Regions from separate parts of the Mus musculus genome. Here region 2 is linked to region 1. The links are chromatin loops, found by intact Hi-C in ENCODE. Cell type or tissue: left cerebral cortex. All regions are shown on one strand. Links, peaks and the distances in the headings refer to the core of each region. The heading gives the core; the rest is flanking DNA. Region 1 holds the start of Pcbp1 (poly(rC) binding protein 1). Region 2 holds the start of Tia1 (cytotoxic granule-associated RNA binding protein 1).

Evidence for each region. Hi-C counts contacts between places; a loop is a spot of excess contacts. Peaks named below come from ENCODE experiments on the same cell type or tissue, not always from the same donor. Only the 100,000 strongest peaks of a DNase experiment are listed, where the experiment ranks them.
Region 2: a loop joins it to region 1, with 11 times the contacts of the local background. A loop is called at or near these places in 1 of 42 quality-filtered maps.

Annotation. Positions count from the first base shown.
Region 1 is chr6:86,524,561-86,529,931 of GRCm38, reverse strand. It overlaps Pcbp1 (poly(rC) binding protein 1), which reads left to right and starts at 3,743. Exons shown (of 1, transcript NM_011865.4): 1 at 3,743-5,371. The coding sequence starts at 4,017. The coding sequence ends at 5,087. 1600020E01Rik (RIKEN cDNA 1600020E01 gene) reads right to left here and starts at 2,602. Exons shown (of 5, transcript NR_037960.1): 1 at 2,499-2,602; 2 at 1,958-2,041. Gm38676 (a long non-coding RNA gene) reads right to left here and starts at 1,168. Exons shown (of 2, transcript XR_869219.1): 1 at 526-1,168. In left cerebral cortex, for the core only: a CTCF peak has its summit at 2,637; DNase peaks (open chromatin) are centred at 3,276, 3,654, 3,976, 4,511 and 1 more place; H3K4me3 peaks cover 3,177 bases; H3K27ac peaks cover 3,587 bases.
Region 2 is chr6:86,401,319-86,406,689 of GRCm38, reverse strand. Tia1 (cytotoxic granule-associated RNA binding protein 1) reads right to left here and starts at 2,471. Exons shown (of 13, transcript NM_011585.4): 1 at 2,168-2,471. The coding sequence starts at 2,193. n-TGccc4 (a tRNA gene) reads right to left here and starts at 2,797; the gene lies at 2,727-2,797. In left cerebral cortex, for the core only: a CTCF peak has its summit at 2,723; DNase peaks (open chromatin) are centred at 1,509, 2,465, 2,782 and 3,439; H3K4me3 peaks cover 3,296 bases; H3K27ac peaks cover 2,343 bases.

The sequences.
Region 1 (5,371 bases), core at 265-5,264:
AATAAATAAGCCAAGGCTATACAGAGAAACCCTGTCTCAAAAGACAAAAACAAGAACAAAACAAAACAAGACAAAAACTTGGAAGGCAGAGACAGGCAGATTTCTGAGTTCGAGGCCAGCCTGGTCTACAAAGTGAGTTAGTTCCAGGACAGCCAGTGCTACACAGAGAAACCCTGTCTCAAAAACAAACAAACAGGGCTGGTGAGATGGCTCAGTGGGTAAGAGCACCCAACTGCTCTTCCGAAGGTCCAAAGTTCAAATCCCAGCAACCACCCGTAATGAGATCTGATGCCCTCTTCTGGTGCGTCTGAAGACAGCTACAGTGTACTTACATATAATAAATAAATAAATCTTAAAAAAAAAAAATCCAAAAAATAAAAAAGACAAAAATTTTAAAAATATATAAGAAAAAAGAAAAGTTTGACATGTGATCTAAATGTAATTTCAATCAAAAAGCTCTTCTCTCCGACACCCACACAGCCACAGCCACTCCAGTACATGTTTGTTGCGCTATCCACTACCTACATCGGAGTACAAGCTGAGCCTGGTCTATAGACTAAGTTCCAAGACAGCCCCAGGGCTGTTACACAGAGAAACTCTTTCTTGAAAAACAACAACAACAAAAAAACCCCCAAGTCTTCTTTTGCTTGCCATGTGTGGTGCTACACATCTTTATTCCCAGAACTTTGGAGAGGCAGAGACAGACAGATGAATCGCTCGGAGTTCAAAGCCAGCCTGGTCTGCAAAAGAAGTTCCAGGCTAGCCAGGGCTACATGGCGATACCCTGTCTTAAAACAAGACAACAAAAACCCAACCTAATTTTTAAATGTGAGCCTAATAAATAGCTATTTGCAGACTTCAGTACATGATTTTAGGAATTATGGGTAGAAATAGCTGACCTAATTGGGAGCTTGAGTCTATTCCTGAGAAGTACCCTCACCTTCTAGACCAGGTGAGTTTAATAAATTTAAACATACCTAACTATACACTCATTTCCATGAGTATTTAACAAATTTAAATGAAGGTTATAACCTCTCTGTAATTATAATTCCATACCACATGCATCTGTGCTGCTTTTACGAAAAAAGCTGATTTATGACCTACATTGAACTTAATTGAATACACTGAATAGTGAAGGCCGCATGGTTTGAGGAGTCACAAGTTATGATTTATCTAATATTCCTCCATGCTCTGTCAATATTTAAAGAGAAATAGATGATTGGAACCAGGTAAAGTAACTTATTTTATCTGCTTAAAGGACTGGGATGGAGAAACCAGAAATCCATCCACAAGCAACTGAGGAAAGCAAGTCTCTAGGGAACTGCTCGCTTGCTCCCTTGGAGCCAGGTGGAGGGAAATGGGCCTCAGATGAGGCCAGATGAACAGATACTGAACTTTTGGGCAAGCCTGAATCACATCCTCTTCCTGTCCTCATCCAGAGGCTTTGTAAAATAATATTTGAGCCTAAACAAATGTCACTAACACCAGGAATAAGTGAAGGCACGGAACATACAAACAGGTGCGGGGCGGGGGGGGGGGGGGGGGGGGGGGGGGTTCTGAGTGGCTCCTTTAGAAATGACAAGTTCACACAAGTCAGTTCTTTTCTTTCTCTTTTTTTTTTTGAAACAGGGTATCACTTTGTAGCCCCAGCTGGCCTCAAATTCTCAAAGATCTACCTGTTTCTGTTTCCCCAGTGATGGGATTAAAGGTGTTTCCTACCATGCCCTCAACATGCCAGTGGTGGCACATCCTGTCATTCCAGTGTTTGTGAAGTGAGACAGGAGGATCCAGAGCTCAGTGCCTCTGCACTGAAAAAAAAAAACCACACACACAAAACTGTGGCGTAGTGGTAGACAGCTTGGCTAAAAAGTTAGAGATCCTATGTCTGATAACCAGCTCAGCAAAATTAAATTCTAAAACTCTGATTCAAATAAAAAAATCTGCAAAAGGTGCTCACCAGTAGAGAAATCAGAAGATATAGGTTCCATCCTGTGTAACCTTGGGTCATTCACTTCATTCATCTCTCTGGGATTGTCTTGCTCTGTTGGGGAAAAGAAAGAGAAATAAATACCCACTTCATGGAATTTTCAATTAAAAAAAATATATATTGCATGGGATAAAATGTTTAGAATGGAATCTGCTGTGGCACACCCACACCCACAATCTGTTCCTCTTGACTGTAAAGGTGGAAAAGTGGACATAACTGTGAACTTTAGGATCACTGGACAGTTGAATAGTGAGACATTGCCATTCTATGGCTTATTAGGCATAACAATCTTAAATCAGTTACAGCACCACCTGTACAACATCTAGAAAAAAACTAGAAATTTTTTCTAGATGCTTGGGTACTTGGTTACATACTGTGCACACACGCGCGCACGCACACACACAGGCACACACCTGCCTGCCATTACTCAGTTTTTTAAAAATCCCGTGTCAGGCCTGCATTTTATTTATTCTCCTGCCCACCAAGGGAATTAACTTTCTTCCAAAAGCACCTCTTGCTGTTTCATCCTATGGGAAATTCTGAGACTGATGAAAGGCACATTCTAGAGCTTTCAGACCCGGCCCAATTTTTCGATGGCGACACGTGTCGCCATTTTGTTGGGAAACATGGCCGCCAGCCCTCCCCGCTCGGGGGTGGGGTGGCGGTGGGGTGAGGAACGCCACGCTGGTCCTTTCGGCCAAGTATTAAACAACACGTTCCTTCACACGACCTCCTCCAGGCTGACTATGGCGGCGGCACGAGGAGCCGGCAAAGAAAGCACAAGGCGCTCTCCAGCGTCTCGAGGGCCATTTCCCGGCGGGAGGCCTCGGTCAGGGCGACCTCCCAAGATGGCGGCGGCGCCCAGGCTTGGCCGCCTCCCGAAAGCGTGGTCCAGGCGGCGGGCGAGCCAGCGCGGACATGCGGGGGGCCATGCCGGCACGCCGTCAGTGCGCACCGCTCCTCTAAGGTCTCGGGAACTATCGTGGGACATAAAACACGAGGGCAGGAGGTAGCGCCTCCGAGGGCTTCCCTAACCGGAGCCGACCAAGTGCAAACAAAGCATTATGTAAGTGGACGCCATTCCAGCGGCCCCCGTTCCTAACGCCACTAGCCCGAGCGGCACTCGCCGGGGCGGGTGACTCTCGCTCGAGTCTCTCTGCGTCGCGGACGCAGCCGCCGGACGGAGGCCAAGGTGGGGGCTGGGACCAGGCGCCCGGACGCCGGGGACGAAGGGGCCCCACGTGCCCAGCAGAGCGCGTGCACAGCCGCCGGGCCGCGCCTCGCCTCGCCGCCCCTCCCCCCACGGAAGCCAACGCGGGCCGCTCGCGCCCCCCCTCGCTGCCGCGCATGCGCCCTGGTCCCCTCCCGCGCACGTTTTCGACCCGCGGCGGCCTAGCTCCCGCCTGCAGCGGCCTCCGCCGATGCCTGTATCGCTCCGCCATCGAATCCTTGGGCGGACCGGGAAACAATTATCTGTCCCCGGCACAAAACCAGTATATTTTCCCAGTCCCCTGCCGGAGCCGCTAGGGTTAACAAAACACGTGCTCCCTCTCAATCTCTGCCGGGTCCCCAGTTTTGCCCACGTTGTCCGTTTTCAACCCGACGGCGGTGCCACCGGGTTATTTTTCTCAAGGGTCGCGCGCGCTGGCGCAGTCTTGTGACCTAAAAAAGCCGGTCCTCTTTTTTTTCTCCTAGGGGTCCTGCGCGGAAAGCACTTCCGGGGTCAGAGGGTACGCGGGGTTGAAAGCGGGCTTCCCGCCCCGCCCAGACCGCCGAGGCTGCCGCCGGAGTCGCCACCGCCGCGCCCTCGCCCACCCGCCCGTCGACCGCTCCCGGTCCCGCTCGCCCCCGTCGCCGCCGCCGCCAGTCCTGCGACGCCGCCGCGGCCTCCCGCCCGCGCCCGCCCGCTCCTGCGGCCCCCCGCTCGCCTCGCGCCGGCAGTTCGGGCCTACTCCTCCCCTCCCCCGCCAGCCGCCCAGGACTTGACCACGTAACGAGCCCAACTCCCGAACGCCGCCCGCCGCTCGCCATGGACGCCGGTGTGACTGAAAGCGGACTCAACGTGACTCTCACCATTCGGCTGCTGATGCACGGAAAGGAAGTAGGCAGCATCATCGGGAAGAAAGGGGAGTCGGTGAAGAGGATCCGCGAGGAGAGCGGCGCGCGGATCAACATCTCGGAGGGGAACTGCCCGGAGAGGATCATCACGCTGACTGGGCCTACCAATGCCATCTTTAAGGCCTTCGCCATGATCATCGACAAGCTGGAGGAAGATATCAACAGCTCCATGACCAACAGTACGGCGGCCAGCAGGCCCCCGGTCACACTTCGGCTGGTCGTGCCCGCCACCCAGTGTGGCTCCCTGATCGGCAAGGGCGGCTGCAAGATCAAGGAGATCCGCGAGAGCACCGGGGCCCAGGTCCAGGTGGCGGGGGATATGCTGCCCAACTCGACCGAGCGGGCTATCACTATCGCCGGCGTGCCGCAGTCCGTCACCGAGTGTGTGAAGCAGATCTGCCTGGTCATGCTGGAGACGCTCTCCCAGTCTCCACAGGGGAGAGTCATGACCATCCCGTACCAGCCCATGCCGGCCAGCTCGCCAGTCATCTGCGCGGGCGGCCAAGATCGCTGCAGCGACGCGGCGGGCTACCCCCACGCCACCCACGACCTGGAGGGACCACCTCTAGACGCCTACTCGATTCAAGGACAACACACCATTTCTCCGCTGGATCTGGCCAAGCTGAACCAGGTGGCAAGACAACAGTCTCACTTTGCCATGATGCACGGCGGGACGGGATTCGCCGGAATTGACTCCAGCTCTCCAGAGGTGAAAGGCTATTGGGCAAGTTTGGATGCATCTACTCAAACCACCCATGAACTCACCATTCCAAATAACTTAATCGGCTGCATAATCGGGCGCCAAGGCGCCAACATCAATGAGATCCGCCAGATGTCCGGGGCCCAGATCAAAATTGCCAACCCGGTGGAAGGCTCTTCTGGAAGGCAGGTCACTATTACTGGCTCGGCTGCCAGTATTAGCCTGGCCCAGTATCTAATCAATGCCAGGCTTTCCTCTGAGAAGGGGATGGGGTGCAGCTAGAACAGCGTAGGTTCGCTCGTAACCCCCTTCCTGCTGTTTCCCATGATCCAACTGTGTAATTTCTGGTCGGTAATTCCAGGTTTTAAATAATTTGTAAGTGTTCAGTTTCTACACTTTATCATCCGCTAAGAATTTAAAGAAAAATCACATTCTCTGTTCAGCCGTTAATGCTGGGATCCATATTTAGTTTTATAAGCTTTTCCCTGTTTTTAGTTTCGTTTGGGTTTTTTTGGCTCATGGATTTTATTTTCTGTTTGTCGATAAGAAATGTAAGAGTGGAATGT
Region 2 (5,371 bases), core at 217-5,216, 120 kb after region 1:
TTGGAAATGATAACATGTCCTTACTGCATATTTCCATGTACATACTAAAATGGTAATGTTATCATCCATATATTTCTGCAAATTTTTAAAATAAAAAAAATATAAGATTTTCATAGTGTGGTTGGAGATGGCTCAGCAGTTAATAGCACCTGTTCTTGAAGAGGGCCTTGGTTTGGTGCCCAGCACCCACATGGCTCACAAACACCTGACTCCAGTTCCAGGAGATCCAATGTCTTCTGACTTCTGAAGGCAGATATACACATGCAGGCAAAATACCCTTACAACAGGAATGAAGCTTTAAAAAGTGTTCAAGTATCTTATAAAGACACCAAAAAGCATAGCAGCATGAATTCTAAAATGCTAAGATGAAAAAGGGAAAATTTCCAATAAATATGTATTTAATAGGTTTTAGGGAGTATTTACCTATAGATATAATCTTTCCAAAAAAAAAAAAAAATGGCCATGCCCTAAGTATTGCATCCTTACTAAAAAGCTACTTCCAGGTCCCATAAACTAACAAGATATTTAATATATCAAGAAGAGTGTAAATGTGGTTTGGTGGGACAAGTCTGTAATCCCAGCACTTGGGAAACAGAGGAAAGAGAACCTTCACAAGTTTGCAAGCCTGCCTACTATACAAAGGAAGATCCAGGCCAGCCAGGATGGGGAGGGAGGGAGAAGAAACAAAAATGCAAACTGGGTAGGCAATATCTGAATCCTAGCACCTGGGACTCAGACAGAACTAACAGTTCTGAGCCAGTATAGGTATAGTTCAAGGATAACCTGGGTTATATAAAAGACCCTGTTTCCAAAAAAAAAAAAAAAAAAAAAGTAAGTATATTTCACATAATACATTAAAAATAGCAACTTGAAATTTAAATTGGGGCAAAGTGTATGGCACAGACTTTAATCACAGTGTTCAGAAGGCAGAGGCAGACAAATCTCTGAATTTTAGGCCAACCTGGTCTGTAATAGTGAGTCTGGGACAGCCAGAGATACACCCTGTCTCAATAAAACAAAACAAACAAAAGAAAAAAGAAATTGAAAATGGGCGAGGGGAAAAAGAATAACGTATCTGTACTTCAGAACAATTTTAATAACTAGAAAATGTCAAAAAGAACCCTAAATGTACATAGCTCTAAAAGTACCAGGATTCTAGAAATAAAAAGCTATGGCAGGAACTAGGTGCAGAGTTAAGGCCCGTAACATGATACATGTTCATCCTACTTCATTTATATGAACTATATGCACGATACATCAAGTTGCAATCTTCAAATATACCGGGAGAAAAAAACAACAACCAAAACCCACAATTTCTTGAGCTTTTCTTTTTTGCCCTGTGAAACCCAACAAAGGCACAACCGCCTCAACCCGTGCGTTGAAAAACAAAGAATGCAAGGGGAAGTTACATGACAAAGACAATATCCTAGACTCGAGTTACAAAATATTCACTAAAGATGCTTACACCTGACTGACCACAGTTACTCCATTAATAAAAATGTCAACCACTAGTCGCAAATGGTGGTAAATATGTTTTAATGAAACCCACTTTCCCTCGGTAGATGCATCCCTCCGAGTGAGATTTCCATTTTTTAAGAACGGTTTCAACATCCTTGGGTGTCCAGTTAGGTTTTTTGGTCGAGGGTCAGGGGAGTACTACAGAGGGAAAGCCGAAGACCTTCGAGAAAGATGTCTGGCTTTTTTTTTTTTTTTCTTTCCAGTTCTCAACTGCAAGTATAAAGTTTTTAACCTCAGCCTTCAAGAATTAAAAATGAAAAAAATCCTACCAAAAGAAAAGAGAAAGGACGTTCCAGATGGAAATCTGGAAAAGATTCATCGAAAAGAGGGGGCGGGGAAAAAAAGGACGCAAGCATGGGACTCCAGGAGGACGTGCCGAGTCCTGAGGAGAGCTTTGAATGAAAAGTCCTTCCTCCAGGTCTGGGGGCCGCGGGTGCAGCCAGCCGAGGGGTGACAGGGGCCGAGCCCCTCTCCCGCCATCGTCCTCTCGGCCCGGCTCGGCTCTAAGCATCCTGGCGTGCGCACGGGAGGGAGGAACCACCACAGCGCGGCGTCCACGGAGAACAATAGGCTGCAGAGAGGCGCAGGGCCGCGGCCTCCCTACGGGGCGACCACCATCCCGCCTCCCTCAACGCTGCTCCAGACTCACAGAGTCTTGGGCATCTCGTCCTCCATGGCTGCTGCGGTCGCGGCGGCACCTCAGGGTCCAGCTCCCTGCCCTTCGCTACCTCCCAAATCCTTGAGGCGGGCTATGGCTGCGGAAGAGCCGGCCTCCTCGCTTGACCGGAGGCTACTTCGCTTTCTTCTTTGGCAGCGATTACACAAAAAAAGGCCCGGCCTACCGCGAACAATGAAACCCCGATCCAAGATGGCGGCGAGCCGGACGCCTAGGAGCCGGCAGCCGAGTGACCCGTGCCGCGCATGCGCACAGCCAGCTAGCATGCTCACCCTCCTGGCAGCCGGGTTTAGGCTTCAAGGACGGGGTTCACTTGGTGCGCAGCCGCGCTGCCACCAGGCAAGGGATGGCTCAGAGTGCGCAGACGCAATGCCAGTAGTTTAGGATTTCTGTAGTTTCAGAGCGGAGTGTTTCATTTGTGAATTATATAGTGAAATTAAAAATCCTTGGGGAGGTTAAAGAAATAAAATAGCAGGTGTTTTTCTAGCAGGAAAATTTTCTTTTTGCACACTATTTAAAGAGAGAAAAGACATGCGCCGCCCGGGAATCGAACCCGGGTCGCAAGAATGGGAATCTTGCATGATACCACTACACCAGCGGCGCTGTTGAGGATTTGGGCGTCCGAAAACTCATAGGAGATACGTTAGTATCTCTGCCTATTGGATTCTTGATTTATGTAAATGAAAATTAGAACGAATTGATACTTGCACTTTTTCCGTTGCTTTATGAAACGATTCATTCTTTCTCATACCAATGCTGTTGAGTGGCTGTTTGAGAAAAATCTCGACTTTCATTTTTGCTTATTATTTAGAAGTAAGAGTTGTGGTAAGAAAATAAGGTCTACTTGACAATAAGCAATACTTTGCGAGCAGGAATCATATTTATGTCTGGATTTCTTTTGTATACCCAATGTAATCGAAAAGCTGGTAATAACAGAGTTACTGTTGCAAATTGGTGAGAAGAATCTCAACAGTCAGCCCTTGCTTAGGGTTCAGAGTTATGGCTCTGGAATGTGGTTCCGGTACTTTTTTTTATCCTTTCTTATTACACTATACATATTATGTAAAGCATTTATTAAAGACGTGAAAGTTTTTGTATCCAATGTCGTTCTTTTACATCAGTGGTCCTCAAGATTCCTAATGTTGCGACCTTTTAATACAGTTCCTGGCATTGTAGTGACCCCAACCATAACAGTACTTTTGTTGCTACTTCATAACTGTAATTTTGTTACTGATATGAATTGTAATGTAAATACTTTCAGCGATAGAGGGGTGGTAAAGGGGTCGCGACCCACAGGTTGAGAACCAATTGCGTACTCTGCCATATTTGGGATTCCCTCTCTCTTTCCTTCTTCCTCCCTCCTTTCCTTCCTTCTTTTCTTTCAACTTTTCTGTTTTTCAAGACAGGGGGTCTCTGTGCAGAACTGGCTGTCCTGGAATTAGCTCTGTAGACTAAACTAGCTTCAAACTCAAAAGATCCTCTTGCCTCTGCCTCCCTAATGCTGGGATTAAAAGCATGAGCCACCACCACCCCACATTTGGGAGTTCTACTTCTATAATTATCTCTAGAGTACGTCATATTTTCAGATTATATAGAGTCTATATTATAGACAGAAAACAAATATTGTCCACACTTCAGAACGCAGAAGTAGGTAGGAAGTTCAGGAGTTCAAAGCCAACCAATGCTATTTAGAAGCAAGCGCCTCTCTTCAAACAAACAAACAAAGAAACAAACAATAATTTTAAAGAAGAGTATGGCAAATATTTAAGTGTTTAAAGTATTTTGAACACTCTGGGGGTGGGTGGAAATCTATTTAAAATGGCTTTTAGTTTATCAGCATAGGTGTTCAACAATAACAAGCTTTACCCATTTCCAGCCCAGTGATCGTTCTGACTCTATGGTTTTGCTTTCTGAGTATTTCATACAAACAGAATCATACACTGTGTGTCTTCTTGAAACATACCTCTTCTCTTTTTGGTGACAGGGTTTCCAAAAAGTAGTTCTGGCTGTCCTGGAACTCACTTTATAGACCAGGCTGTCCTTGAACTCACAGAGATCTGCCTGCCTCTGTTTCCAAAGTGCTGGGATTAAAGGTATATACCACTGTTTGGCAACTTAAAACAAACAAACAAACAAACACCTACTTCTAGGGTGAAATTTTCAGTGCAGATATTCTTATACGTTGGTATATATTTGAGACACCTTGATGTGTAGATGAGGCTTTCCTCAAGAGTCCAATCTTCCTGACTTAGCCTCCTAAATGTTGGGATTGCATGTATGATCCACCATCACACCAGGCCAAAGCGAGTTCCTTTTTTTTCTTTCTTTCTTTATTTCCTTCTCTTTTCTTTAATTTTTTTTTCTGTAGGATAGATTCCTAAACATAGAATTATTGAATTATATTTTTGTATAAAGTCATAGTAGGCAAAAATCTTGTCCTTTGTGGGGACTCACACATATAATTCCAGCATCCCTGGACTGAGGTGAGAGGATTATTTTGAATTCATAGCCAGCCTGGGCTATAGTGTAAGATCTTACCTCAAAAATAAAGACGCACATAAATAAATTATAGAAAACACAAAGCAACAAAGGTGAAAATGTGGCCATCATTCACATCCCCTAAGAGTGGTTCAAAGTCAGATCCTAAGCTGCCCTCCTCTGCTCTGCTCCCTCCATTTTGTCTTATATTGAGGTATTATTAATTTTATTTTGCTTTTGCTAATATAAGAGATGAAAAGTGGTCTCTCTCTCTCTCTCTCTCTCTCTCTCTCTCTCTGTCTTCCTCACTCTCCTTCCCTCCCCCCTTTTGAAACAGGGGCTCACATGTAGCTTGGCTAGCCTGGGGCATGCTATCAGGATCTACCAGGCTAGCCTCAAAATCACAGAGATCCACCTGCCTCTATCTCTGCCACCAAAGTGCTGGGGTTTGTAACGCAGGCATGTGCATCATTTCTGGCTGCATTTTCTTATGTATTTTTTTTTTCAGGATATAAACAACCTAAGAGTCCTAACTTTAGCTATAACAAAATTCAAATTTTGATGAAAATGATGTTTCAAATATTCCATAGCAGCTGTCATTTAGCTGACCTCTTCTGATGTTTGGGCATGTCCAGTGTTGGGGTGGTTAGGTTCTGGAAGGGTTTCTGCTCTTTGCCAGAGGCCCTTGAAGGTGGAGTG